Linked DNA regions of Homo sapiens: regions 1 and 3 are each linked to region 2. A link is a loop called in an ENCODE intact Hi-C map of the cell type or tissue named here. Cell type or tissue: PC-9. All regions are shown on one strand. Region 1 overlaps LPAR5 (lysophosphatidic acid receptor 5). Region 2 holds the start of MIR200CHG (MIR200C and MIR141 host gene). Region 3 holds the start of ZNF384 (zinc finger protein 384).

The links. Peaks named below come from ENCODE experiments on the same cell type or tissue, not always from the same donor. Only the 100,000 strongest peaks of a DNase experiment are listed, where the experiment ranks them.
Region 1: a loop joins it to region 2, with 2.3 times the contacts of the local background. A loop is called at or near these places in 4 of 110 quality-filtered maps.
Region 3: a loop joins it to region 2, with 3 times the contacts of the local background. A loop is called at or near these places in 8 of 110 quality-filtered maps.

What each region holds. Positions count from the first base shown.
Region 1 is chr12:6,614,633-6,622,632 of GRCh38, forward strand. It overlaps LPAR5 (lysophosphatidic acid receptor 5), which reads right to left. Exons shown (of 2, transcript NM_020400.6): 2 at 4,203-6,832. The coding sequence starts at 6,616. The coding sequence ends at 5,498. It overlaps LOC105369631 (a long non-coding RNA gene), which reads left to right. Exons shown (of 4, transcript XR_007063192.1): 2 at 195-280; 3 at 3,018-3,157. Among named protein-coding and RNA genes, the nearest start is that of CHD4, 11 kb to the left of the region's middle. RefSeq lists enhancers at 5,229-5,750, 5,751-6,271. In PC-9, CTCF peaks have their summits at 83, 3,243 (motif pointing right) and 3,499; a DNase peak (open chromatin) is centred at 3,249; H3K27ac peaks cover 229 bases.
Region 2 is chr12:6,960,981-6,968,980 of GRCh38, forward strand. PTPN6 (protein tyrosine phosphatase non-receptor type 6) reads left to right here. Exons shown (of 16, transcript NM_002831.6): 16 at 146-336. PHB2 (prohibitin 2) reads right to left here. Exons shown (of 10, transcript NM_001144831.2): 4 at 7,431-7,615; 5 at 6,912-7,041; 6 at 6,696-6,799; 7 at 6,191-6,268; 8 at 5,444-5,520; 9 at 4,931-4,936; 10 at 4,347-4,732. The coding sequence ends at 4,705. It overlaps MIR200CHG (MIR200C and MIR141 host gene), which reads left to right and starts at 2,265. Exons shown (of 2, transcript NR_135032.1): 1 at 2,265-2,368; 2 at 3,221-3,467. It overlaps MIR200C (microRNA 200c), which reads left to right and starts at 2,719; the gene lies at 2,719-2,786. It also overlaps MIR141, LOC105369634 and SCARNA12. RefSeq lists enhancers at 1-577, 578-1,377, 600-1,118, 927-1,136, 1,378-2,179 and 2 more. In PC-9, CTCF peaks have their summits at 1,052, 1,253, 4,285 (motif pointing left), 4,485 and 1 weaker place; DNase peaks (open chromatin) are centred at 601, 1,361, 2,161 and 4,281; H3K4me3 peaks cover 5,835 bases; H3K27ac peaks cover 6,070 bases.
Region 3 is chr12:6,681,569-6,689,568 of GRCh38, forward strand. ZNF384 (zinc finger protein 384) reads right to left here and starts at 7,807. Exons shown (of 12, transcript NM_001385745.1): 1 at 7,530-7,807; 2 at 6,599-6,658. RefSeq lists silencers at 7,656-7,765, 7,846-7,925 and an enhancer at 7,659-8,000. In PC-9, a CTCF peak has its summit at 3,273 (motif pointing left); DNase peaks (open chromatin) are centred at 3,235 and 7,473; H3K4me3 peaks cover 2,896 bases; H3K27ac peaks cover 1,447 bases.

The DNA.
Region 1 (8,000 bases), 350 kb before region 2:
TGGGGCATCTAGAGTACCTTTCAAAGGTGGGCTCCTTGACCCTCACAATAACCCAATAAGTGGATATTATGAGCCCCATTTCACAGAGAAATGGGAGAAAACAGAGGCTCAGAGAGGTCAAGAAATTTGTTGAAGCCACATTGCCAAGAAGTGAGAGAGTTGAAATTAATGCCCAGATTTGTTTGATTCCAAAGTTCTGGAGCCTTTGGGATTCCCCAAACCCTGAGTGAGAAAGTTCACCTTCCAGGACTTTCCGTGCTCCTCTGGCAAGGACAACATGGTGAGAATTACCCCAACTTGTCCAGGGCCTTCCTGTGTGAGATTAACCTTCCGTTCCCCGTTTCTTCCATGGGACTCCAGGTGGCAGCCTCGAGGGAATTCCATCTTCAGGATGGTTGAGGACCAAGAAGGAAGAATCTCTGCCCTCCTTTGATATCCCTTACCTCTGCCCTGGCTCTCCTAAATTTGTTTTAAGATTAATGATTGTGGCCGGGTGTGGTAGCTCACACCTGTAATCCCAGCACTCTGGGAGGCAGAGTCAGGCACATCACATGAGGCCAGGAGTTCAAAACCAGCATGGCCAACATGGTAAAACCCCGTCTCTACTAAAAATACGAAAATTAGCTGGGCGTGGTGACGCACGCCTGTAATTCCAGCTACTAAGGAGGCTGAGGCAGGAGAATCACTTGAATCTGGGAGGGGGAGGTTGCAGTGAGCCGAGATGGCACCACTGCACTCCAGCATGGATGACAGAGCAAGACCTTGTCTCAAAAAAAAAAAAAAAAAAAAAAATTAAGGCCAGGAGCGGTGGCTCATGCCTGTAATCCCAGCATTTTGGGAGGCCGAGGTGGGCGGATCATGAGGTCAGGAGACGGAGACCATCCTGGCTAACCTGGTGAAACCCTGTCTGTACTAAAAATAAAAACAATCAGCTGGGTGTGGTGGCACGTGCCTGTAGTCCCAGCTACTCGGGAGGCTGAGGCAGGAGAATCACTTGAACTTGGGAGGCAGAAGTTGCAGTGAGCCGAGATCGTGCCACTGCACTCCAGCCTGGGTGACAGAGCAAGACTCGATCTCAAAAAAAAAAAAATAATAATAATGATTGTTACTCTTCCCAGCTCCTCTCACCATGTGGAGGGACCATCCTACCGAGGAGACAGACTTTGAGGAAGGGTGAACCAAGGGATGGTCCCTGCTCAGTGTACACAATCAGGAGTGCTGCCTTGGAGATGTAGGGTACATCACAGGCTGGGGGAGGGGAGTCATGGCCAACTGCCTGAAGTCTTAAGGCATTCTGCCTGTGTGTGGGCCCTCGATGTGGTGTATTTTAGGGCCCAACACAATTAGAACCTTGAGTGAGCCAGCTCTCAACCTCCCCAACCCCTACAGCCACATGGTGTTCAATAAACAGGGGGCTGAGACAAACGGAGAGGGAAGGGGCGGGTGTGCTGTAGGGCAAGTGGATTAGGGGCATGGAGGAAGAACTGGGAAGAGGAGGACCAAGATGATGCAGCAGATTCAAGGCAAGCCAGGCAGTTGAAAGAGGTGGCTACATGAGGAGGGGAGGAGAAGGAAGGAAACCCGGGGTGGTATGTAACAGGAAAGAAAGTCCCAGGAAGGAGAGGTATACTGCAAAAAGCAGGAGTTTGGGAGCCAAATTACAGACTGAGCCACTTTCTAGTTGTGTGACCTTAAGACCTCAGATTCTCCAGGGTGTTTCATCTGTAAAAGGGATGAACATCATCTCCAACTCAGATTATATTATTTAATATAATAAAGAAGATAATGCATCTTAAGCGCTAACTTGAAATCTTGGCATACAGAAGAGTATTTTTTAAACCTGCTAAAAGGCCGGGTGCAGTGGCTCACGCCTGTAATCCCAGCACTTTGGGAGGCCGAGGTGGGTGGATCACCTGAGATCAGGAGTTCAAGACCAGCCTGGTCAACATGGTGAAACCCTGTCTCTACTAAAAATACAAAAATTAGCCGGGCATGGTGGCGGGCGCCTGTAATCCCAGCTACTCAGGAGGCTGAGGCAGGAGAATAGCTGGAACCTGGGAGGCGGAGGTTGCAGTGAGCAGAGACCACCAACTGCACTCCAGTCTGGGCAACAAGAGTGAAACTCCATTTCAAAAACAACAACAACAACAAAAACTGCTAATGCTCATTCCCGTCTGTCTAAGATTTTCCCCTTCTCTATCTTTGGATTTTCATAGACCTTAAATAGAGCAGCTTCAGGGCATGGGGTGAGGGCTCTGGACTTCATATTGCTCTCTTAGTCTTGGGGAACCCTATGAAAATGGCCTAATCTATTCTTGCCTCTCTGTTCTCTTGATGGAAAGCCTTTGGATATCTGAATGGGGGGAAATAGTCCACCAGGGCTTTGACACCAGAGATTTCACATCAGAGACAATGTATTGCCATCTAGCTCTTCCACAGGCCATGGCCACACTTGTCCTGGGCTATTGTAATGGCCCCCTGACCAGTCTTTCGTTTCTTTAGACTTTCCCCCCCCATCATTTTCCTACAGTTTATTCCACACAGTTTGTCAGTGTGAGCAAAACCTCACTCAGGAGCCTCCGTGGGCTTCCCATTGCCCACTAAACCAACTGCCAGCACCTTACCCTGCATTCTTGTGTTTTCTGCCTGGCATTATAGTTTTTGTTTACTTGTTCTATGGTTCTCACTAGATTGTAAACTACTTCACAGCAAGATCTGACTGTTCATTCATTCAACAAATATTTACTGAGCACTTTCTCTGTGCCAGGCACTGTTTTAGATGCTGGGGATCATCAGAGAATCAAGCAAAAATCCATGCCCCCACAGAACTTACATTCTACCTAGGATATAGGACGGGGTGGCGGAGATGATAAACTATAAAAATTAGAATAAATAAATTATATAGTATGTTGAAAAGTGATACATGCCGTGAGTTGTAATTACTTTGGAACTCACGTACCTGCCTATAAAAGTACTCAAGTAATCTTTAAAAATTGTGTTTGATTCTGTTTGAATAGGGCAAAGTGCTAAGATTTTGGACTACGAGGTTTGGCGCTGCCAGTGCTCTCAGGACAGGAAGGGCACAGGTCTTGAACCCTGAAGATGAAGAGAGATGGAGCAGGTGCTAATCACCAGGCCTCTTCCAGAGCGGCTGGAGGTAAGTGCCGGGCTCCAGGCTCCAATCTCCACCCAGATGGAGAAAGGCCCAGATTTCATGGCTATCCCTGAGGAATCTGGGTCAGTTCTCTGATTTGGCCACCAGGGGTCATTTTACCCCTGTAAATCACCATCTGGAGCACTTGGCATAAAGGCACACACAAAAGGCTACCCTGGACTAAAACAGACACAAACGGAGAACCCTGACACACACACACACACACACACACACACCTCTCTCTCTCTCTCTCTCACACACACACACACACACATTCTCTCACACACACAGAGTGCGTGCACACACAGATAAAAATACAGTATTGAGACATAGGGACAGAAATGCTATAGGACGCACACAGGGCAACAGCTCCTTCAGTAATGCCAGGGTCTGAAGATGTCCACAAGTGCCAACTCTGCAGCCCCTCCGAGCCCCCAACTTGGGTGAAGAGGGAAGGAATAGCCGGGCACAATGGCTCATGCCTGTAATCCCAGCACTTTGGGACGCAGGCAGATTCACCTGAGGTCAGGAGTTCGAGACCAGTCTGGCCAACATAGTGAAACCCTATCACTACTAAAAATACAAAAAATTAGCCGGGTGTGGTGGTGTGCACCTGTAATCCCAGCTACTTGGGAGGCTGAGGCAGGAGAATCCTATGAACCCGGGAGGCAGAGGTTGCAGTGTGCTGAGATCGCGCCATTGCACTCCAGCCCAGGTGACAGTGCGAGACCCTGTCTCAACAAAAAAAAAAAAAGAGGGAAGGACTAGTAGGTGGCCCATTTCCCTTGCTTCCAGCGTGCTGAGAATGGACAGCCTATTCCTGTCCTCCCATCTCACTCTTAACTTCCCCATAAACTTTTCTCTCCTGGCTGTGGCACAGTTCCCTTTTCCCTCCCCCAGAGAAGCCCCATCCCCTCTGCCTGAGTGTATGACTAGTTCCACCCCCCAGTCTCCATCCCTGCCCCAGGGCTGCTGCTCTGATATGCCCAGGGTAGTGTTCCATTTTATGTACTACTCCTAGGGCCGCAGGAAAACCCTGAGCCATGAAGACTATCAGTAGTGATTAATTTATTTAGCACTGCCCTCTCCCCACAGTAATAAAAAGCACTGTACATAATGCCCTGGGAAGAAGTTAGACATGAACTCCAATACTTCAGGACAAGTATGGTTCTCAAAGTGTGATCCAGGGACCAACCCTCTGAGGAAGTCCACGAGGTCAAGCTATTTTCATAATACTGCTACACAGATGTTATTTGTCCCTTTCACTCTCATTCTCTCACAAGTATACTGTAGAGTTTTCCAGAGGCTTCATGAAGTGTGTGTGGTGACATTATTGCTCCCATGGCTAATGTAATGTGTGCATGTGTATTTATTTTAAAAATGTATTCGCTTTAATTTCTAGTATGGTAAGTATCAAAAGAACAAAATATAAGCAAAGCTCTTTGAGATCCTCAATTTCTAAGAGTGGGGTCTGAGACCAAAAAGTTTGAGAACCAGTGCTTTAGTAGAAAGAATTTTATCCTTACTCTGGACAAAGGAGAGAGAGGGAGAGAGAGAGAAGAGGAGAAGAGAGAGGAGAGGAGAGGAGAGAGAAGAGAGAAACGAGAGAGAGAGAAAAAGAAAGAATATTAAGGACCTAAAATGGAGGAGGCCTGGAAAAGGGGATGTGATGGAAGAAAGGATAACCTAAAAAGGGTTTGGACTTGGATGTTGTTGAGGGGGAAACTCTAAGTTAGTTTTGCCTTGCCCCAACTATCCCATGCTGGATGCCAAGTCTAAATTGTCACAAGTCACTATGCGAGAAAGAATGTAGTTCTGTCCATAGGAACTCTTGTATTAGGCCTCAGTGGTGAGCAGGGGAAGCCTAGGCCGAAATGAAAGGGGGTGGCATCCATGAGCCTAGACAGAAGTCAGCAGATGAACAGGCATCTCAGTAGCTTTGTCCACCAAACCTGGTGCTCTTCAGCTCTCAGGCCCCTGTGGCGGTTTAGATCCAGAATGCCCATTTTCTGTTCCATCTAACCAGCTTTTAGCAGTTTAATGCCCTGCCCACCCAAAGGCATTTCGTCCTCTTCTGCCCTCTGCACGGGTGGGCTCTCTGCATCACTTCCCACCGCTGGAGAAGGGGTGCTCTGCGTGCTCACAGTTTAAAGAAGCCATTTCCAGCAGCACTGCCTTCCCTGGGCCCTGGCTTCCACACTTTGTACTCTTCTGCGTTGCTAAGCTGGAATTGCCACCCAAAGGTCCAAGTGCCCAGCCCACCTTCTTGTGTGTACACCCTGTAAGCCTCCCAGAACGAGAGGCGTTGGGAGTCGGGCACGGACAGCGCAATGGCATGTGTGTTCAGAGGGCGGAATCCTGGGGACACTGTGTGAAGGAAGACAGAGAGTGGGAGTCGGAGGGTCGGAGCAGCCCCTGACTGGCGGCATCCGGCCTGGTGGCGTCGGTGGTGACGGCGGACCTTTCGGATTGCGCGAGCGCCGCCCGCGTCCCGTTGGTGGCCGAGGTCCTGGCCCGGTGCGGAGTGCCCAGGCCGCGCAGGGTGTTGCGGAAGCCCTCGGCGCTAAAGTAGTACACCAGCGGGTCCAGCACGCAGTTGGCGCCGGCCAGCAGCACCATCACCATCAGCACCCCGCGCACGCGATCGCGGGCAGGCACGCTGGCCGCCACCAGCTTGCTCCGCAGCAGCCCGTAGACCGCCAGCGTGCTGTTGTAGGGCACGAAGCACAGCAGGAAGATGACGAGGTTAGCCAGCAGGAGGCGCACGGTCTTCCGCCGCCGCTGGCTCTGCGTGGCGTCGGGGCGCGCCAGCGTCCAGAAGACTCGGCCCGACGAGTAGACCACCGCCGCCAGGGGCAGCAGGAAGCCCAGCGCCTCGGCCAGCAGCACGAGGGGCAGCAGCCTGCCTTTCCACAGCTCGTCGCTGAAGCTCTCGAAGCATAGGCGCACCTCGAGGTCCCGGTAGCGGCAACGCGAGGGCCTGTGCACGCGGGCGGCGGGCACGGCAAACACCAGGATGAGCGCCCACACGCCCAGGCAGAGCAGCCGCGCCACGCGGGGCCGCCGCAGGTGGCGCAGTCGCAGCGGGTGCACGATGGCGGCGTAGCGGTCCACGTTGATGAGCATCAGGAAGATGCAGCTGCCGTACATGTTCATCTGGAAGATGGCGCCCGTCGTCTGGCACAGGAGGTCGGGGAAGGGCCAGTGGTGCAGTGCGTAGTAGGAGAGACGAACGGGCAGCGAGAGGGTGAAGAGCAGGTCGCTGGCCGCCAGGTTACACATGTACACGCTCACCACCGAGTGCACGCGCAGCGCGCGCAGGAAGACCCAGAGGGCTAGCGCGTTGAGGGGGAGCCCGGCAGCCAGCACCAAGCTGTAGACCACCAAGTGCAGGCGGTGGGTAGGTCGGTAGTCAGGACACGGGAGAACAGAACTGTTGGTTGAGGAGCTGTTGGCTAACATCGTGCCAAAGTGGGATTGGGAGCTAGGCTGGGGATGCCATGGAGCACACCAGAATCATGGCATGGCATTCACCTCCGGGGCTGGGGCCTAGAGGCTGTACAGACATGGTCCCAAAACAAGCAGAGGGAGGTCATGGGAATGTGGGCTATGGCTGCAGGGACAGATGGCTGCCAAGGGTTGGGTGCGTTTGGTCACAGCTTCATCAGCAGCAGAGACCTGGAATAGGAAGGCAAGCCGGAAGTTATACAGAGACAGGGCTGCACACACAAATGTTTAGCTCCACTGGCAGGCCTTCTGAATCTTTTCTCAGCCTCAAGTCTGCCATTGGGCTAGAATAGGTTCCTACGGCAGGACTATATAGTATAGTGTTAAACACCCAGGTTTGAAGGCAGGGACTCGGATGCCTAGGTTTAAATCTTGGTTTTGCTAACTTGCCTAGTTGTGTGACTTCAAAAAAATTAATCTTGGCTGGGTGCAATGGCTTACACCTGTAATCCTGGCACTTTGGGAGGCCAAGGCAGACCAATTGCTTGAACCTAGGAGTTGGGGACCAGCCTGGGCAACACGGCGAAACCCCATCTCTACAAAAAAATACAGGGCCAGGTGCAGTGGCTCACACCTGTAATCCCAGCATTTTGGGAGGCCGAGGCGGGTGGATTACCTGAGGTCAGGAGTTCGAGACCAACCTGTCCAATATGGTGAAACCCCATCTCTACTAAAAATACAAAAATTAGCTGGGCGTGGTGGTGCACACCTGTAATCCCAGCTACTCGGGAGGCTGAGACAGGAGAATCGCTTGAAACCAGGAGGCAGAGGTTGCAGTGAGCTGAGACTGTGCCATTGCACTCCAGCCTGGACAACAAAAGTGAAACTCTGTCTCAAAAAATAAAAATAGCCAGGCGCGGTGGCTCACGCCTGTAATCCCAGCACTTTGGGAGGCCGAGGCAGGTGGATCACCTGAGGTCAGGAGTTCGAGACCAGCTTGGCCAACATGGTGAAACCCCATCTCTACTAAAAAAAATACCAAAAATTAGCCTGGCATAGGGGCGGGCGCCTGTAATCCCAGCTACTCAGGGGGCTGAGACAGGAGAATTGCTTGAACCTGGGGGGTGGAGTTTGCAGTGAGCCAAGATCGCGCCATTGCACTCCAGCCTGGGCAACAAGAGTGAAACTCCATCTCAAAATAAATAAATAAAATAAAATAAAAAATAAAAATAAGGCTGGGCGTGGTGGCTCACATCTGTAATCCGAGCACTTTGGGAGGCTGAGGTGGGCGGATCACCTGAGGTCAGGAGGTTGAGACCATCCTGGCCAACATGGCAAAATCCTGTCTCTACTAAAAAAAAAAAAAAATTAGCCGGGCGTGGTGGCAGGCGCCTGTAAT
Region 2 (8,000 bases):
GCCCTGTGTCCTTGGCTCCACTGCCTTCCCTGGGTGGATGGGGTGGCCGCAGCCTCATTCTGTGCTTCCCAGCTGCCCCAGACCCTCTTGTTCCACCTCCAGGTTCCAGCTACCCTCTCACTCCCTCACTCCCTTCTCTTGGCAGCCTCAGCCCTGACCCTGTGGAAGCATTTCGCGATGGACAGACTCACAACCTGAACCTAGGAGTGCCCCATTCTTTTGTAATTTAAATGGCTGCATCCCCCCCACCTCTCCCTGACCCTGTATATAGCCCAGCCAGGCCCCAGGCAGGGCCAACCCTTCTCCTCTTGTAAATAAAGCCCTGGGATCACTGTGTGTCGCCTCTGAGCCCTTTGCTTGCCCAGTGAGTGGGCGGCCAGAGGGCAGGGCAGGATGGGTAACTGTGTGTGCCTCCGTGCGTGCCTCGCGTGAAAGCTCCGCCTTCCGTCAGACGGACGTGGGTCGGGACTCCGCCTCGCACGTGGGAGGGTGACCGTGGGTGAAGCTCCCCAGTCTCCTTCTTTAAAATGGAGGGCGATCATAACAGGGTGGTTGTGAAAAGCACCGAGATGACGGCTGACGATAAGACGGGCACAGTGACTCATCACACGCTTGCCATGTGCCCAGGCACTAAAAGACTACACACGTTAGTTCAGTCTAGGCACTTCTGTCATTCTCATTTTACCGTGGCGGAAACTGAGGGACAGAAAAACTAAGTAACTTGGTCACTTGCCCAAGGTCACAGGGCTATGGAACAGTGAGGCTGGGATTCGAACCCAGGCTGTCTGACCCCAGAGCCCACACTCCTTACCCTGGAGTTGCAGCTGGGGCCACCCTCAGGGGGGCCCTGATCACACTCCCCTGATGCTGAGTTCCAGATCTGAACTAAGAAGAGTAGTTAACAGCCGGAAGCGCAGACCTGAGGCCAGCCCGGCTGCGTCCCCTCTGGCGGGAACAGGGACAGGCTCCTCAGAGCACCCGGGCACGCCCAGCTCCTCCCCTCATCCAGGCCGCTGCTGCCCTTATCCTCTTGGGCAGAGTTTGAAGAGCTGGCTGACGTGAAGAGTGCTTTGTTTTTTGTCCCCTCTTCCTTCCCCCATGTCAGGAGTGGGGTTTCTTCTTTATTTGAAACACTGGTGTCCTGGGGAGTAAAGCCGGTGGGAGTCATCCCTCAGGAAGTGCTGGCGCCCACTCCTGGAAAGGCTGAGACAGCACAGGTCCCAAAGCCCAGAGGCTGGGCGTGCATTACTCAGCAAATCCTTACAGAGCCCCCGGCGTCACAGGCATTCACAGTCCCCCGACCTCCTGGAACTTAGGAGGCTGGTCAGGGAGACAGATTCACAAACCGATCACAAGCATCAAATAATTGCAGGCGGGTATTAAGAAGGAAGCAAACAAAGCCTGGGAGAGAGAACAGCGAGGGATTGAGCAACCCAATAGCTCCCTGGGGCTGTGGCCCTCCAGGGCACGGGTGGGGCAATCACCTGTCGGGCCCAGGTCCCCTCTCCCAGCAACGCCCTTTCTATACAAGCCGCAGCTGCACAAAGGCAAGTCCCACCTCCTCTAACCGCCCTTGGGCTACCTGCCCTTGGGGTGGGACTTGGACTCCACTGAGGGCTGTGCTGTGAGGTGGGTCCGGGAGCAGCTCGGTCCGGAGAGTGGAGCGCGATCGTTCCCTCTGCAGGCCTCAATCGAGGGGCAAGGCTGATGCTCCGGGCCAGCTGGGGTCTCTGGGTAGCGGTGGGTAACTTCACACTAGCGACACCTTGCTGGGACCCGCCTGCCCTTCACAGGCCTGGCGGGGCCTTCTCCCTCCCCTTTCCCTCAGGGGATCCCAGCACAGGCTGGGCACTGCGGGGCGGCACAGCCCAACTCCTGCCCAGCTGACCCCTCGCTGACCTCAGGGATCTCTCTGGCCTGCAGCTCCGCTGTGGGCAGGGTCTGAGGCCACAGAGGAATGGGCTAGTCCTGGGGGCAGCATCTGCTGTGGGGAGGGGACCCAAGGACAGCCCCCGCTTTTTGTACCTCTGGAGACAGGGGTGAGACTAGGCAGGTTGGAGAAAAGAGGCCCCTGGGAGAGGGTGGGAGGCCTAGAGGAGTGGCCAAGCCTTAGAGGAGGTGCCCGTGGCTGGCGCTGGGAGGGAAGGGGTTAAGGCAGTGGGGGGGCAGCCTATGGCAGGAGGACACACCTGTGCGCAGGGTGGCAGGCGGGGCCCAGGTAAGGAGCCTGCGCTGGCTGCCCGGCAGGCGGAGAAGGAAGGAGGAAGAGCGGAGGCCAGGGCGGGCTCTAGGCCGTGGAATCTGGGGCCTTAAAGCCCCTTCGTCTCCCCAGCACCCACTCTCTGGGGGCAGGTGGGCCCGGTGACAGGTAAAGGCCACCAGGGGAGAGGTCCTGGGCTGAGCTTGGGACTGCAGAGGGGGGATGAGGGTGGGTAAATCGGTGTGTGTCGCGGGTCGGGAAAGGCTGCCGGGGGTAGGGGAAGGTGGCTCAGAGGCGGCGGGCCGACGGTCGAGGGGCTTCGGAGGGCCTGCTTGGACTGCAACCTGGGCCTCGTGATCAGCGACCCAGGGTGTGGCTGGTGGCGGGCAGCAGGGCTCACCAGGAAGTGTCCCCAGGGACTCGGGTGGTGGGGGGATGGGAGCCAGGGATCTGCAGCTTTTCCGCAGGGATCCTGGGCCTGAAGCTGCCTGACCCAAGGTGGGCGGGCTGGGCGGGGGCCCTCGTCTTACCCAGCAGTGTTTGGGTGCGGTTGGGAGTCTCTAATACTGCCGGGTAATGATGGAGGCCCCTGTCCCTGTGTCAGCAACATCCATCGCCTCAGGTCCCCAGCCCTTAGCTGGCTGCAGCCCCCTCCCCACTTCCCACGCACCCCGGAAGCCCCTCGTCTTGAGCTGAGAGCGTTGCACAAGGGGTGGTTCTTGTTGGCTGGCTGCCACTAAGGGACACAATGGGCCCCAGCCCCTCCTCCCACCCAGTGCGATTTGTCACCTGGTGGATCCAGAACCCACAGTCGACCTTGAGCTTGGGGTTGGCTCGCCCCCTCTCAAGAGACCTCACCTGGCCTGTGGCCAGGGTCCCCTGTAGCAACTGGTGAGCGCGCACCGTAGTTCTCTGTCGGCCGGCCCTGGGTCCATCTTCCAGTACAGTGTTGGATGGTCTAATTGTGAAGCTCCTAACACTGTCTGGTAAAGATGGCTCCCGGGTGGGTTCTCTCGGCAGTAACCTTCAGGGAGCCCTGAAGACCATGGAGGACTACTGACCAACAACCTCTGACCTTCACCCCTCTGGATGGGGGACGAATCACTAGGCAAAGGGGAACAATGGGAAGGAGACAAAATGGCTGCCTTTACAGCTGCAGCAAGATGTGGAAACACTGGTTCCCTAGGCACCTCCATTGTCTTCCCGCCTTGGGAGCATGAAATAAATAAAGTGTGAAGGGGAACATGAGGAAGACTGATCCAAGTCACTTGACCTGTCTTTTGTCTAGTTGTTTATCTCATCTTAGCCTCCCAGCAACTCAGGATTGGGGCTGCGACGTCTGCTTTGTCTTTCATGATACTCAACCCCAAGCAGAGAAAAATATCTTAAAAATCGAAGCAGATTAACCCAGTCCCTCTGTTCAGATCCACCTGCTGCCCTATCTGCATTTGGCAGTTCCTGGACATACTTTGCACCTATGTTTTGTCTGAGTTCCACATCTTCCTTGTCTCCCCGCAGGGATGGGAAATGGGCAGTAGTGGGAGATTCAGGTATAAACGGTGGCTCTGTTTCTCTGGTGCCTGAGATTCGGGAAGGCCTGTCTTGGGAAGATAAGTGTCAGCTTATCTGTGGACTGAACAGACAGGCACCTGTTCTGTTGGCCCCGGAACTGCGGGCATGAAAAGCCCACCTCCCCAGGGGAGGCCTGTTAGCTAGCAGCTCCTCACGCCTGGTGACTGAGAAATGGAGTCTGGGGGGCCTACAGCAGGCCACGCGATCCACTGGGCTTCTGGGCACAGAAGTGCCTCAACAGGCACAGGCAGGCTCCCCACAGCCACAAGGAACCCTGCTGCCAAGGAAGCAGCTCCTGTTGGGGTCATCAGATTTTTAATCTGGCTCAGCAAAGCCATGGCTGTCCAGCCTTAAAAAAATGGGTGATGTGGGAGAAATGGAGGGTGTGTGAAGAGCACAGCTGGGCCTCGAGAACTCAGGGCCAGCCTTCCCAGCTTGGGTCCTGTTTCGGAGCCCAGGCCTTGCTTCCCCTTAGCCGCCCCAGCCAGATTCTTTTGCGCCCCCTGCTGGCACACACAAAGACAGACCCAGGAGCGCACATGTGAACGTGCGCATGCTTGCTGCCAGTTACCCAGTTCATGAACACGTGAAGCCTTGACTTCAGGTTAAGTAATAAAAATTTATTGAGAATTCCTGGGTTGGTGTTTATCTCCTCCCAGCCTTGAGGGAGGGAACAACACTGTAGGAAATCACTGAGAAATCACGCACTGTCCCCAACAGCCCCAGTTAACACAGGGAGGAGGAAAGTAATTCCCCAGAAAAGGGGCTAGTCTTCAGTCTTCCTTAATCCAAGAGGGGTTCAGGGAACCGGTGTGGGGGACCATCGCATGATACTGGGGCGGGGTAGGGCTGTGCTGGACCCCTGGCTGGCTCCTCAAAAACTGGAGAAGCAGATCCACTTCCTCTGGGGGTGGAGTTCTTGGTGACTAGGCTCATTTCTTACCCTTGATGAGGCTGTCACTGTAGGAAAAAAAAGATAGATAATGACATTATTAGGGGACATAAATGTGAGAGGCAGGACACTCTAGGCCATTCCCTCTACGACCCTCCTACCCTGATTGAGGGTTTGTCTTCGGGGAGGTGGGAAAGGGGGTAGGGTAGGAGGCGGGTACTGGAGAAGGTGGCCTGCAGGACCCCACAGAAGCAACAACAGCTTACCTTCCCCTGTGGTGCCAGATCGCCAGATGAACAAGAAACAGAGAAGAGAAATGCACATGTTAATTGACAGCTTCAGGCCCCACTCAGCTTTGAACCCTCCTTTGCTCCCAAGAGAAAAGATAAACAGGGTTGACAGCCAGGAATCTCAGGCTCATGAAAGGAGGAGGCATGTTCTCATGGCCACTGCTATTTCTCATCTCCTTTCCTAACATCCCTCCATTCACCAGAGGAGTTTGAGGGCTCTTGAGTAAGAAAACTGAGTATCATCTTTCATCACTTTTTGGTTAGATGAAAACTTTATAATTAAAGTGCTTTTTATGTGAATAATCCTATTTGATCTCATAAAATCAATCCTATGAGATGCAAGATAGAAACTGTCAACCACCCCCTTTTCTAATTTTGGTTCAATGTCTCTGAGCCATATGAATAGCTGTAGCAGGCTCCAGAGCCCAAACAACCAGACTCAGGTCCCACGTTCTTGGTGATACCCCACAGTGTGGCCACATCTCTCACCTGGTGAAACTTTCATCCTGTAGGTTCAGCACAAGGTTGTCAGCTGTGAGATAGATACGATTCTGTGATGTGGCGATCTACAGGGCAGGAAATAAGACAGATGCTTGCATTAAGCAAAGACCTCAATTCCGACCCCTGCAATTCAGCAGCTACTTAACATGGAACACATGCAGATTAGGGCAGGGGTGCAGCAATGAGTAACACATGGTTTCTGCTCGCACTTAGGGATCCAGAGCGCTGAGCAGCAGCTATGATTAGAACAAAAGGTCAGGGAACCCAGAGGAATCATTCTTGACAGGAGGAGTATCGGAGAAGCCAATTTTTTATTTATTTATTTTTGAGACGGAGTCTTGCTCTGTTGCTCAGGCTGGAGTGCAGTGGCATGATCTCAGCTCACTGCAACTTCCGCCTCCTGGGTTCAAGTGATTCTCCTGCCTCAGCCTCCTGCGTAGCTGGGAATATAGCTAAACGCCACCACAGCGGGCTCATTATCTTTTGTATTTTTAGTAGAGATGGGGTTTCACCATGTTGGCCAGGCTGGTCTCGAACTCCTGACCTCAGGTGATCCACCCACCTTGGCCTCCCAAAGTGCGGGGATTACATGCGTGAGCCACCGCGCCGGCCAGAGAAGCCAATCTGAGTAGAAACCGGAACAAGCAAGGTTCGAATTCCCTCACCTCAATGTGCCTTAACTGAAAGCACTTTCTCAAGGCAGCCCCATCAGAGACGCTGGGCTGACACACTCACCGTCTTGGAGATATTCTGGGCTGCTCGAATCTTGCGAAGTTTGATGTAGCCAGGGTTCTTGCTCAGTGCTTCTCCAAGGTGAGGAGGGTTAAGGTACACGCAAGGGCAGGTCTCAATCCCTGGCCCTGTCCTTACCACACTCCCTTGCTCCAGTCCTCCTCTGGGCTGTCAGATCCAAGGTTGCGCTCAGGTGGCTTGTGCCCAGCCCTACCGTGGACCCCACCTGTGGGCCTCCCTGCAGGCTGCTGCCAGGAACTAGGGGCAGCACCAGAAATGAAGGCAAGGCCACCAATGCTATTGATCTGGCCTTACAGTGGGGAGTCATGGCTCAGGTACTACCACTAAGATTTCAGATCTCATCTGTAGTCCCCACCCCCAACAAGGAGCCAAGGGCCAGAGAGCACGGAGTCGCATTCGCCTTAGTCTCATCAGCCTGCCCATGAAGGAGAATGGGGAACTCAGGTGCCCTAGGGGCTGGGCTGAGATCTCTCCAGCAGAAGGATATCATCTTGGCAGCCTCGGCCTCACCCTCGGCCTGCACAATTTTCTGCCGCTGTTCCTGCTTTGCTTTTTCTACCAAGAATTGGGCCCGCTGGGCCTCCTGCTGGGCTGTGGTGGGAGAGAGTCAGGGAGACCCTGTCCTGGGTCAGGAGCCCCACCCATGGAGTCTTTCCTCCTCCTGCATCTCAGAAGCCCTCACCCCACGGCTCTTGCGACTCACCCACTTGTTTGGCTTCTACAGCAGCTGTGTACTCTCGGCTAAAGCTCAGCTCTGTGATGGCCACATCATCCAGGATGAGGCTGAAGTCCTTGGCCCTCTCTGTCAGCTCCCGGCGGATCAACAGGGATACCTGAGGGCAGGGGTGAAGAGGGGAAGGGAGGGGTGGTTTGAGGGGACTGGGGAGCTGAAAGGAAGGTTGCGACCCCTAACCCTTCACTCTCAATACAACATGCACTGCCTTAGCTTCCTGTCAGGCAAACCTGTAACATAAGCCTCTCTGCTCGAAGAGGTGCAGGAAAAGCCAAGACTTGGCCATTTTCCTCTGTGCTTCCTAACACCGAGTGCTATCGAGTTCTAATGCTGGCTCTCCTTATTTCACAGTGGCAATTAGCACAGCTTTTAGGTGGAAATGGCACTAGGGTGACAATGCTTTTCTAATAAGCTGCCTTTCCTAATTCCCAATACTCTGGGCCTAGGAAGGAAAGGCTGACACCACGCAGATGGTGGTGGGAGTCAGACCTGGGCCCGCTGGGTGATCAGCTGTGAGGCATTGAACTTGGCCACCACACTCTTGAGCACCTCGTTGACAATGGACGGCAACACTCGTTCCTCGTAGTCCAGCCCTAGGCGCTGGTACATGCTAGGAAGCTCCTGAGCATTGGGTCGAGACAACACTCGCAGGGAGATATTCACCATCTGTAGGTCTGAGATTGAGGTCAGCAGTGGCTGGTCAAGGCCAAACACCCTTTCCCAAGCATTTTCTCCTTCATGTTCCTCCCTGTATGCCCTGTGCAATGGTGTACAGCCTGGCACTACCCTGGGGGGAGGAGAGTTAATCAGGCTGACAAGGAAGACAAGACGCAGCACAGCTGAAATGCACCCTCACCCACTGTGAAGCCTTGAACTGCAAACCCCGTCACCAGCAGAGCTGACTACTCTTTCCCCCTCTGTACTCTGTGCAACCTCTAACGTGGGCGCTTTCGTGCTGTACCGTAATCATGTCTCCTGTAAGGACTTGGGGGACAAGAATTGTGTTTAATGAATCTTTTATTCCCAGGGCCCAGTCTAGTAAATGAATAAGCGACCTGC
Region 3 (8,000 bases), 280 kb before region 2:
TGAGGATACACTGGAGGCAAACACTAAGATACTGAGAGCTAAAGGGTAGGCTGGGCACAGAAACTCAGTTTTAAGTACTAAGGAAACAGGGAAGGATCTTCAACAAAGGCGCCGAAGCTGAAAATTACTCTAACATAACTCTGTTCCTTATCCTTTTATAGAAAACATCACTTTTTTTGTTCTATTAAACAGCACCCCCAATTTTCATAAAATCTATAAAGGGAAAAACTGTATTTCAGCCTTTTTAAAAAGTAGCGAGGGTGCAATGTACCAAATCTGTGACTACAACAGCTTCACATAAACAGGCTCGCTATTAAATGACCAAAGATCAAGTATACATCAATTCTGTTTTCTGAGTTATAAAACACAATAAAACTAATCAGTATCTGATACAGGTACTAACTTGGTCCTTCCAGCCATAGCTTTACAAAGGGGTCTTACGGCTGAGTGTGGTGGCTCATGCTTGTAATCTCAACACTTTGGCAGGCCTACGCAGGAGGATCACTTGAGGTCTGGAGTTTGAGACCAGGCTAAGCAATATATTTGAGACCGTGTCTCTAAAAAAAAAAAAATTGAAAAAAAAAAAAGAAAAAGAAAAAAAAAGAGGTGAGTGCGGTCGTGCATACCCATAATCCTAGGTATTTGGAAGGCTGAGGTGGGAAAACTGCTTGAGCCCAGGAGTTCAAGACTGCAGTGAGCTATGAACACACTACTGTACTCTAACCTGGGTAACAGAGCAAGACCCCAACTCCAAAACAAAACAAAACAAAACAAAACAAAACAAAACAAAACAAAACAAAACAAAACATGCAAGTTGCGGTGGCTCATGTGTGTAATCCCAGCGCTTTGAGAGGCTGAGGTGGACAGATTGCTTGAGTCCACCAGCATAGGCAACATGGTGAAACCCTATCTCTACAAAAAATACAAACATTTGCCAGGCATGGTGGCAGGTGCATGTAATCCCAGCTACTTGGGAGGCTAAGGCAGGAGAATCATTTAAGCCCGAGAGGCAGAGGCTGAAGTCAGTAGAGATTGCAGTCCAGTCTGGGTAACAGAGAGAAACCCTGTCTCAAAAACAAACAAAAAACAAAACAAAGCAAAGATGGGAGTCTCACGTTTTCAGGCAACAGAATCAAGATACAATCAGATCACAGTTTAAGAGAATTCAATCTTGCCAAACTTTTTGGGAAGGAGCAATCACATCTTTTACATCTGTATCTTACAAATATCCCCAACATACGACTTTATCACCTAAGACACAATTACATATTTAATGAATTGAACAACGGTAGACTACCTACATATAGATTTTGCAGACAATGCTAGGGGTTCAAGTCTCAATGCATAATCCCTGTCTAACCTTCTAGTGGAAAGAAATGACAGACAAGAGATAAGAGTGGTGATAAATGGTGGGAATTAAGTAGAGAATTAAGATGGAGAGAATGGGTGTGGTGGCTCATGCCTGTAATTCCTGCACTTTGGGAGGCTGAGGCAGGTGGATCACTTGAGGTCAGGACTTTGAGACCAGCCTGGTCAACATGGTGAAACCCCATCTCTACTAAAAATACAAAAATTAGCCAGGCATGGTGGCACACGCCTGTAATCCCAGCTACTCAGGAGGCTGCGGCAGGAGAATTGCTTGAACCCAGGAGGTGGAGGTTGCAGCGAGCCGAGATCTAACCACTGCACTGCAGCCTGGGCAACAGAGCAAGACTGTCTCAAAAAAAAAATAAAATAAAATAAAAAAGATTAAAAATAATAATTAGGAGGGAGAATAAACGAAAGAAAGGGCCAATGTATAATTTTCCCAAAAGAATCAAGGAAGTTGGCTGGGTGTGGTGGCTCATGCCTGTAATCCTAACACTTTGGGAGGGCGAGGTAGGTGGGTCACTTGAGCTCAGGAGTTCAAGATCACCCTGGCCAACACGGCAAAACCCCATCTCTAATAAAAATACAAAAATTAGCAAGGTGTGGTGGCACACACCTGTAGTCCCAGCTACTTGGGAGGCTGAGGCAGGAGAATCACCTGAGTGCAGTAAGTCGAGATTGCACCACCACAGTCCAGCCTGGGTGACAGAGCAAGACCCTGTCTCAAAAAAAAAAAAAAAAAAAAAGAATCAAGGAAGTAAAGTAAATGCACTATGGATGTGAAAACGTAGGAAGGAGGAGGCTGAGCACGGTGGCTCATGCCTGCAATCCCAGCACTTTGGGAGGCCAAGGCAGGTGGATCACAAGGTCAGAAGTTCAAGACCAGTCTGGCCAAGATGGTGAAACCTTGTCTCTACTGAAAGTACAAATATTAGCCAGGCATGGTGGCGCACGCCTGTAGTCCCAGCTATTCAGGAGGCTGAGAAAGGAGAATCACCTGAACCTGGGAGGTGGAGGTTGCAGTGTGCCAAGATCGCACCACTGCACTCGAGCCTGGGCAACAGAGTGAGAATCCGTCTCAAAAAAAAAAACTGGTGGACAATATCACCACTATCATTATCATTAAAACTTATTAAGCACTTATTGTGTTCAAGGTAGTGTTCTAAGCACTTTACAACTACTACATCATTTAGTCCCTGCAACAATGAGGTAGGTACTGTAATTCCCATTTGAAATGAGGAAACTGGAGGCACAGAGTCCAACAGTAAATAGCAAAGCAGGAATGTGAATCCAGGCACCAAAGGGCAAGTTAAGGAAAGGGGTTCTACAAGGAACCAAAACCATATAACTGTAGTACACACTTTCTGATGTTATGGCTTGATCCAGGAAATAAAATTTAGAATATTTCCAGGAATGAACTATTTTCCAGCTAGTTCTCAAAAAATGTTTTCAAAATTGAAGTTTTTGATAACAGCAAAATGACATGCAGTTCAAGGTCATATTCCTTATTCTGTGAAACCTCACTTAGCTACCAAGATAACTTACTTTAGGATGACAGAGCCTGAATAAAGAGGCCGGACTTTACAAAGGAAAATAAATAAAAAGCCCCTCCACTTACTTGGATGCCTAGTTTATTGCATCCAATAAACTGGTGTGTCTGGTCCAAGGACAAGACACTACATATGCGTTACCAGCTTCCGATAAATAGGTCAGCCCAAAAGGGAGACCACAGAGAGAACTGCTCATCCAACTATAAGCAACCTTTACCAGCAAAATGACACCTGAGAAATGCTATGCCACTGTGCTACTGATGAGGCTGACTTCATCTTTGTACTCCTGAAATGAGATCAATGGAGAGCTAAGAATCAAAACTATTGCTAGAATACAATGTAAATGGCGCCCCCTAGAGTTGTGTAACAGGGCGTTCTGGGGCCAGATCACTCAAATATCTGCTTACTGTCTGTTTTACCGCTTACTCTATCTTTCGTGGAGGAAATTTCTCCAAATCATCCCAACATTCAATCAGGCACATATCAACATTCTTATCACCCAAAGAAGCCCACTGATGTTACACAGAAAACTCATGTCTACACAGAGAGTGCCAATTTTAATGATTATGCCTATATATTTAAAGAAAGTACTTTGGGAGGCCAAAGTAAGAGAATCACTTGAGCCCAGGAATTCAAGAACAGTCTGGGCAAAATAGGGAGACCCTGTATCTACAAAAAATTAAAAAAGTAGCCGGGCATGGTGGCTCACACCTGTAGTCCCAGTTACTTGGGAGGCTGAGGCAGGAGGATTGCTTGAGCCCAGGAAGTCGAGGCTGCAGTCAGCCATTATCACGCCACTGCACTCCAGTCTGGCCAAAAGAGTGAGACCCTGTCTCAAAAAGAAAAAAAGAAAAAGAAATAGAAAGGAAAGAAAAAACAGAAGAGAAGGAAAGATATAATTTGGTGGAAAGAAAAATGCTGGCAGGCTGAAAATCTGGGTTCTCATATCAACTTTACTATTGCACCAAGCCTCAACTGTTCTGTTAATAGGAAGGGAGGTTTACTGCTGGGCGAGGTGGCTCACACCTGTAATCCTAGCACTTTGGGAGGCCGAGGCAGGTGGACTGCCTGAGCTTAGGAGTTCAAGACCAGCCTGGGCAACATGGTGAAATCCCATCTCTACTAAAATACAAAAAATTAGCTGGGCATGGTGGCATGCGCCTGTAATCCCAACTACTCAGGAGGCTGAGACAGGGAATTGCCTGAACCTGGGAGGTGGAGTGGAGGTTGCAGTGAAAGGAGATCAGACCACTGCACTCCAGCCTGGGCGACAGAGCGAGACTCAGTCTCAAAAAAAAAAAAAAAAAAAAAAAAAGAAGGCAGGTTTACTCTAATTAAGTTGGAGAGTAATTTTCTCTTAAGAGACACAAGGAACTACATATTCCTTCTCCAATCTCAAATCTCAGAAGCCCTCAGGAGATAAAGAAGAGAGACACTATCAAGTATTAATAATAGTCGTGAAACACGGTAGGACTTGAACTCTTGGCCCAGAGCTTTGTCTATCTGACCACATCCTTCCGTAATGCTACCAACCATCCAGGGATAAAGATGACATGGCCTCCAGCAGGTGTTTTTGGCAGATATGGTGAAGACCACCATCTCTTTCCCAGAACCCACTAATTGTTTTTTTACTGTTGTTTTTTCAAATAAAGCATGATTTTCTTTCCCCAAGAAAACAGCATTCCCTTAACACAACCAACCCTTAGAAAACCATGAAATACACTCATCAAGTTCAGTAGCTAGAGAATGGCCTTGGGAATCAAGACTTCTGAATTCTTTTTTTATGAGACAGAGTCTCATTTTGTTGCCCAGGCTGAAGTGTAATGGCGTGATCTCAGCTCACTGCAACCTCCACCTCCTGGGTTCAAGCAATTCTCCTGCCTCAGCCTCCCAAGTAGCTGGGATTACAGGCGCTTGCCAACACATCTGGATAATTTTTGTATTTCTAGTAGAGACGGGATTTTGCTATGTTGGCCAGGCTGGTCTTGAACTTCTGACCTCAGGTGATCCGCTCTCCTCAGCCTCCCAAAGTGCTGAGATTACAGGCGTAAGCCACCGTGCCCGGCCAAGACTTGTGAATTCTAATTCTAGGTCCTATATCAGTGGATGACTCTTAACTATTTAAGTGGATGAATTAACCATTTTACTAGGTTTCTATCAGGATGGAGGATGGAAGAGGATGAGGCCTGTATAAATAAGTTTGTAAGGCATATGGTGATGAGATAAAGGCAGCACAAAAAAGAGAAAGAATGAAATGCCCCAAGTGCTCCTGAAAAGAAGAGTTACAGAAACACTTCCACAAGATGAGGACTATTAGCGACAATTAGTGAAAATTACATAAGGACTACATAATTACAAAGGAACTACCCAAAAGTAACAAATCTATAGCCTCCGGTTTAGAAATCATCTACAAGTAGCATCAACAAGAAAAAGATGGAAAAAAACAATCAACTTGAATTCAACTACAGAAAGAACTTAAGACGCTATTGAGAAACCATTCCAAAACACACAACTGCAGAAAGGTTACCTTAGCTCAAGACTTGAAATGAAGAAACACAGAGAAAGTTTTTTTTGTTTCTCCAAAAGGAAACAAAATCTCTTTCTCTCAGGGTCTAAAGACATTCAAGAAGGGCCATCCCAGTAGGATGTGACGCTTTCCCGCCAGTATCCATAAACTCTTCCAAGTACAAGTAACTCAGAACAAATGCACCCCAATGTTACTGGGAAACATCATCACACCATACACAAACAAACTAAACAGGACTGCTACCACCACACAGCTGGCAACCTGGGCCAACAGCTTCTAGCCTGGGCACCACCGGACCACTTTACCCTGCATCCTGTGGGAGGGACGGCACGGTGGTTCTCCTTGCCCTGTCTGTTCCACTATAAATGATGGATCTGGGGAATGTGAGGCCAAAATAAATAAATAAGACTGGAGAAGAAGAGATATGTACCCAATATTTAATCAACAACTTGGCTCAGAAACCCACAGGGCATTTTATAAACCAACCTCTGGGATCATAAGTTCTGAACTCAAACTCTTTAGGTCCACTCACTGTCATTTTCAGGCTACCCGAAACTCTTCCAGACCTACTTCTGGAGTCTACTCCGTACAGTTTTATCCACTTCACTCCAGACTAACCATGAAGCAGTTTTTTTTTTCCCCTGAAAATTTCATCTTGCCATACCAAATTCAAATAACCCTGTGTCACAGATTCTAATCACTCCACAGACCCACTTCTAACACTCCACTGGACTATTTGGGATAGGAACTCCATTCTAAACTCAGCTCTGCTTGTTCCAGACACAGGAAAGCAATTCCATAAGGACTATATTGGCATTTAGGGTCTTTGTGTCCCAAAGCAGAATAAAGATTTCCCCTTTGGACACAAGGCAACACTATTCAGTGGCTTCACCTGAGCATTTCATATTTCATTCCTGATGAGCATTAGTAGGAATGGAAAGTGATGGGGGATAGCGCCAACTTTTTACACAAAAACTTCCTGACCCTCAAGAGATAATAGAAAAAAACTGATTTCTCTCCACAACAATCTCAGCATTACAATTGCTATTACTTTAAGTATTCTATCACATTGTGAAACACACACACGCCCCATTTGGTTGTGACCCCTTCTCCCCCAAAACCAGAAAAGCCATTAACCCAAAAATCATCTTACCCTCTCTCTCTCTTCCTCCTGCCGTCTTATTCCTTCTCCTTTCCAGGGCTCCTGAACTTTCTGTAAACAAATTGTCTAGGTTACAGGGGCCAGGCAGGGTGCAGCCACCAGAGAACTGTGGAGAACCTCAGGAATTATTTGTCAGCAGTCAGTCTGGAAGGCAGGCAGACCCCCCAGCCAGCAATCCAAAGACGGGTGGATATAATAACAGCAGTCTAGTGCTACCCTCTACGTGGATACAAGAGAAATAAATCCAATTCCCAGAAACTAAGACGAATTCTATCACCAGCGTTTGGGTTTCACTCCTAGGCTCAGAGACTGGTCCTTGTTCGTTCCCAGGCCACAGGTAACCAGGGGTCAGAGAACATTAGAGATGGAGGAGGAGGAGGGTCTGTGCCCCTGAGGAGTGGCTTCAGAAGGCAAAGCTGAGGGCTGGGGGATGCACAAGACCTTGTGGCAGGCACAGTGCCAGTTCAGGCCCAGCCACTTCCTCTAGCCTTCCCCCCACTTCTTCGAGGACTTCGCCCCCTGCCTACCCGAGGCCTTGTGCCAAGAAGTACCTCCCTCAGCCTGCACCGTGGTCTATCTACTGGAGACCCCAGCTGTCCCCTCAAAACCTTCGCTCCCCTGAGACAGTTCCTGGGAGCCTTCTCCTGATGTCGTCCCCTACCCCTTTCTCAAAGACCCTTCCTTGGGACGTCCCTCCTTCCCCTCCAGGGAGCTGAACTCTGCCACCCACCAGACAGGCACCCGCCCCCTAAACCCCCCCATTCCTTCCCATCGCCCGCTCCTCCACAACCACTTCCGGTTCCGGGACGGACACACACACAGTCACATCGTGGACCCCCCCTTCCCCGCCTGCCCAAGGAAAAGGGGAGGGGGGAGGAGCAAGCAGCTTGGCGCGCGCCGGCTGTAGCGGCGCGAGACTCACCGGGCGGCGACGGCTGCGGCGGCGCCAGAGCCTGAGCCAGGGCGCGGGAGGGGCGGCGTTTGCTGGGAAAGGAGGGAGCCGAGGAGGGTGGGAGGACCAGGAAGGGGCGAGGGAGGGGAAAAAGCGCAAGGCGCAGCGCGCGGGCACGCACTTCTGGAGCGAGACAGACCCACACACTCACACGCACGGAACGCGCGCGAGACACCCGCAGGGCGGGGGCGCGAGGTAGTGGGTGGCCCCCCCTCCTTGCTGCCCTCCCCTTGCACTCACCCGGAAGTGGTGCTGCAGCTCGTGCTCCCGCGAACCCCAGTTCCTCCACGCCCCCCTCCCTCCCCCCAACAGGCTCAGAGAAGAGCTCTGCGGAGAGAAGGCGGGAGCGCCGGAAACGAAAAGGGGGGAGGGAGGGAAATAGCAATGTAGGGGGGGCGCTAATGGAGAAAGAGGGGCGTGCAGAAGCCGAGTCACTTCCGG